Linked DNA regions of Homo sapiens: region 1 is linked to region 2. A link is a loop called in an ENCODE intact Hi-C map of the cell type or tissue named here. Cell type or tissue: PC-3. All regions are shown on one strand.

Region 1 (2,500 bases), 200 kb before region 2:
GTCAGGAGTTCGAGACCATCCTGGCCAACATGGTGAAACCCTGTCTCTACTAAAAGTACAAAGATTAGCCAGGCGTGATGGCAGGCACCTGTAATCCCAGTTACTAAGGAGGCTGAGGCAGGAGAATCGCTTGAACCTGAGAGGCAGAGGTTGCAGGAGCTGAGATCGTGCCACTGCACTTCAGCCTGGGCTACAGAGTGAGACTCCGTCTCAAATAAATAAATTAATTTAATTAAATTAAAAGTCTACCTGTGAACCATCTAAAATCATCTCTGCATGCCACGGTTTGGAAAACACCAATTTAGAGAAGAAATAACAATGATCATGATAGCTAATTCTGACATGCTACTTCATTTGTATCAACCCATTGAGTCCTGGCAATTACTGCTGGACAAGGCAGACAGAATTATTATAAAACCTGGGTTTCCCTTTTTTTCTTCCCCAAAAAAAAAAAAAAAAGAAAGAAAAAAAAACTTTGAAGTACAAGGAGGCTGAAGAAGTTGCTCAGTGTTCCACAGCAAGTAAATTCCGGGGCTGGAATTTGAACCCAAGCAATCTGGCTGCAGAGTCCAAGATGCTGTCTTGGCAGATAGGAAACCTGGATCTTTGTTCAAGTCCTGCCGTCAGTTGGTTCTTGGACATGTCACTGAACCTCACTGTCCTCATCAGTAAAATGAGAAAGGTGAACTAAATCAATGTTACAAGTTTAAATGTCTGGTGCCCACGGGGGCCAGATAGTTAAGGGAAAACTGGACTGAATACAATGCAATAGGGAGTGGTGGGGATTTTACATCTTGTCTGAAGAAGGCAGCTTCTATCAGTTTCAACTGTTTTTTATTTTTATTTTTTGGCCTTTATTTTATTTTATGAGAGAAGATTGAGGTCTGGGTATTTTTGCCTAAAGTTTCCCAAGTTTTAGAACACTTGGAAGGGCCCGCCATGCACATGGGCTGACTGGTTTGTGACTTCTTGACTGGATGAGCTCCTCTTGACTTAGAGGATTTATGATTAAATGAGCTGTTTTTGGACAATGGTAGAAACTAAATCCAAATTACAGAAATAGGCAGTTTAAAACAATGACGAAAGGGGATAAGGACTTAGAACGTGGCTCAACACAGCTTACATAAATATTGATTAAGAGCTGGGTTAATTGAAAAGCCAAGGTACATTAATAGAATAACAAAGTGTATTTCTTTGTGTTCCTTTTGTGTTGTATTAGAGTAAATCAGCAATATTTATCCAGTGCTAATTCTCAGTTTGCAGAGAGCTAATGTAATCATGAGATGAGCTTATTGAAATTCTTTTCTTAGACATAGAGACTTGCCCAAGAATGGTGAGTATTAGGAACTTTAGTCAGCACTTGCTCAGAATAGTAAATGCGAACATGTGATTTATGCCATTGTGTGCACAAAGTAATGTTTCCTGAGACATTTTCTATATATATGTTGGCTACTTTTTGTTTTCTTGTGGTGGGAGGGGGGTGTTGGCTTGCTGTTTCCCCCTCCTCTCCTTATCAGATTTCCTTCTATGGCATTTGACAATGTTGCAGGGCCAGTTTCTCTGTGAATCCACAGTAAAACATACTGGTGGTTTCACAATTAAGCCAAACTTGGGTTTATGGCTTATGCATGTTTATGTGAATTCCTGCATTTGTTTTTATGTGTGTGTGTGTATTCATGAAAGATCTGTTTGAGAGAGGGAGAAAAAGGGAGGACAAAACCTATAGACTGAATCATAAAAGATGGGTTTATTCATTAATGACATCATAAGGATAGTATTTTCTCTTGGTTAATATACTATTTGTTTGGAGGGTGTTGTAAGCCATCCAGAGATAGTCATGCCATTTCTTGGAAAAGATCTGAAGCAACTAGTAATTGAAATGATAATCATTTGATCAGAGAGCTATTTGAAAATAACACTCATCTACAAACTTGTCTCTTCTGGGAAACTGTATTTAGTCAAAATGTTGCCAAATTCTCTCTTTACTAATGTTGAGACTGATACACCTAATTATTTTCCAGTACATTCTAAACTTGATTTCTGGTGTCACCTGTCCAGAAGCTGTTCCCATATGCTTTGAAACAATATCTAGCCTGACTTTATTCTGACATTTAATAATCACCATGAAATAGCTATAAAATGCATGACAACTACAGATCTTTTATTTCAAGAGGATGGTGTGGTGAATCTGAGGGAAATCATCCGTTGAAATGGTACTTTGTAATGGGCCCCATTGTTTATAAAGTACTCAAATTTTTTCTTGAGCGCACGATAGAAACACAGTTTCCACTTTGTCTCCCATTTAGTGGTAGTTCATATTTAATCATGATAAGGGAAAGGATTCCATTACTAAAGTTTTACTTTTCATTTTTGATAGAGTATTTGTTACTCTGCTGCTGCCTAATAGACTTTCTTCTCAGAAGCAGCTTGGAACTCAATGAGGAAAATTGAAATTTTAGATCCTACCTTAAAACATCAGAAAAAAAAAAAAACCCTCAAC
Region 2 (2,500 bases):
TATGGAAATTGACCACACAAGATTTATCCATTCACCTCTTGATAGACGTTGGGTGATTTCTAGGTTTAGGCCATGATGAATATGAATAAAGTGCTACAAACATTTTTTTTTTTTTAAAGAGACAGGTTCTTGCTCTGTCATCCAGGCTGGAGTGCAGTGGTATGATCATGGCTCCGTAGTCTCAGACTCCTGGGTTCAAGCCATCCTTCCACCTCAGCCTCTCAAGTAGTTAGGGCTACAGATGTGAGCCACCATGCCAGCCAATTTTTTAAATTACTTTTTTGTAGAGAGAGGTTCTCTCTTTGTTGCCCACATTGGTTGCAAACTCCTAGCCTCATGTGATTCTCCCCCCTCAGCATTTCAAAGCACTGGGATTACAGGCGTGGGCTACCATACCTCGCCTAAATATTCTTTTTTTTTTTTTTTTTTTTTTTTGAGAAGGAATCTTGCTCTGTCGCCAGGCTGGAGTGCGGTGGTGCAATCTCGGCTCACTGCAACCTCTGCCTCCTGGGTTCAAGAGAGTCACCTGCCTCAGCCTCCTGAGTAGCTGGGACTACAGGCAAGCCACCATGCCCGGCTAAGTTTTTGTTTATTTATTTATTTATTTGAGACGGAGTCTCGCTCTGTCGCCCAGGCTGGAGTGCAGTGCTGTGATCTTGGCTCACTGCAAGCTCCACCTCCCGGGTTCACGCCATTTTTCTGCCTCAGCCTCCTGAGTAGCTGGGATTGCAGGTGCCAGCCACCTGGCCTGGCTAATTTTTTTTTTTTTTTTTGTATTTTTAGTGGAGACGGGGTTTCACCGTGTTAGTCAGGATGGTCTCGATCTCCTGACCTTGTGATCTGCCCGCCTTGGCCTCCCAAATTCCTGGGATTACAGGTGTGAGCCACGGTGCCCAGCCCAAACATTCTTTTATATGACTATTTGTGGACATATTTACTTAGTTCTTTTAGGTACATGTTTAGGAGTAGAATTTCTAGTTCATCGGGTAGATGTACATTTATCTTTAGTGGTTATTACCAAATGGTTTTATTAAGTGATAATCTCCATTCCCATCAATGTTTAAACATTCTAGATGTTTCACATCCTCAACAACATATGGTGTTTCCAGTTTTTATAATATTAGTCATTCTAATGGATATACACAAGCATTTTAGTGGGTTTTTAGTTTACATTTTCTTGAAGAATAATAATGTTGAGTACTTGTCCGTATGCTTATTAGTCATTTGGATATCCTCTTTTGTAAATTATCTGTTCAAATCTTTTGCTAGTTTTTCAGTATAATTTGGGGGTCTTCTTAATATTTTTAGAAAATCTTTATATAATCTGGATTCATATATTTACTTTCTTGATGAAGTCTTTTGATAAACATAAGTTCTTAATTTTAATCAATTCCAATTTATTAACATTTTATGATTAATACTTTTTGTGTCCTATTTAAAAATTCTTTGCCTACTCCTAGATCATTAACATGAATTCACATATTTTTCTTCTAGAAAATTTTAGCTTTAGCTCTATATCCATTTTGCATCAATTTTTGCACATGGCATGAATAATGAGTAAGAAACTTTAAAATATATATGAATATGTCTTCCAGCACCATTTATTAAAAAGGCCAACCCTTCTCCACTGAATAAAGGGGTACCTTTTCTATAAATCCAATGACTATATATGAGTGGGTCTATTTATGACCTCTCTATTATGTTCTATCACTTCACATCTAGCCTTGTACCAATATCACATTGCCATAATTACTGTAACTTTATAGTAATATTCTATGCAGAGAAGGAGGGCTGGAGATTGAGTTCAGTCACATGACCAGTGATTCAATCATCCATGCCCATATAGTGAAACCCAATAAAAACTCTGGACACGGAGCTTGAGTAAGCACTTTCCATCCCATTGATATGCTGGGTAGGTGATGTGTCCTGAGGATAAGGCGCTTCCTGACCTCACCCATATGCATCTTCATTTGGTTGTTCTTGGTTTGTATCCTTTATAATACAATTGTAATCAAAAGTAAAACACTTTCATGAGTTCAGTAAGTCATTCTTTTCGTTTGTTTGTTTTTGAGATGGAGTCTTAATCTTTCACCCAGGCTGGAGTGCAGTGGCATAATCCCGGCTCGCTGCAACCTCCGCCCCCGCAGGTTCAAGCGAGTCTCCTGCCCCAGCCTCCTGAGTAGCTGGGATTACAGGCGCCTGCCACCATGCCTGGCTAATTTTTGCATTTTTAGTGGAGACAGGGGGTTTCACCACCTTGGACAGACTGTTCTTGATCTCCTGACCTCATGATCCACCTGCCTTGGCCTCCCAAAGTGCTGGGATTACAGGCGTAAGCCACCACGCCTGGCTGAGTTCTGTAAGTCATTCTAGTGAATGATCAGGCCTAAGAGGATAGTGGGAACCCCAAATCTGTAGCCATTTGATCAGAAGTGTGGGTAGCCTGGAAACTGGGAGCTTGCAGCTAGTATCTGAAGTGAGAAGAGATTTGTGGAGGACT

The links. A loop is a pair of places that touch in the nucleus more often than their neighbours do. Peaks named below come from ENCODE experiments on the same cell type or tissue, not always from the same donor. Only the 100,000 strongest peaks of a DNase experiment are listed, where the experiment ranks them.
Region 1: it touches region 2 in a loop (2.1-fold over the local background); 1 of 110 quality-filtered maps calls a loop at or near these places.

What each region holds. Positions count from the first base shown.
Region 1 is chr10:61,936,405-61,938,904 of GRCh38, forward strand. All of the region lies in intron 2 of ARID5B (AT-rich interaction domain 5B), which reads left to right. Among named protein-coding and RNA genes, the nearest start is that of ARID5B, 36 kb to the left of the region's middle. In PC-3, no CTCF peak of the experiment used is centred here; a DNase peak (open chromatin) is centred at 1,537; H3K4me3 peaks cover 1,619 bases; H3K27ac peaks cover 2,177 bases.
Region 2 is chr10:62,136,075-62,138,574 of GRCh38, forward strand. No RefSeq gene overlaps it. Among named protein-coding and RNA genes, the nearest start is that of LINC02621, 120 kb to the right of the region's middle. In PC-3, no CTCF peak of the experiment used is centred here; a DNase peak (open chromatin) is centred at 997; H3K27ac peaks cover 1,896 bases.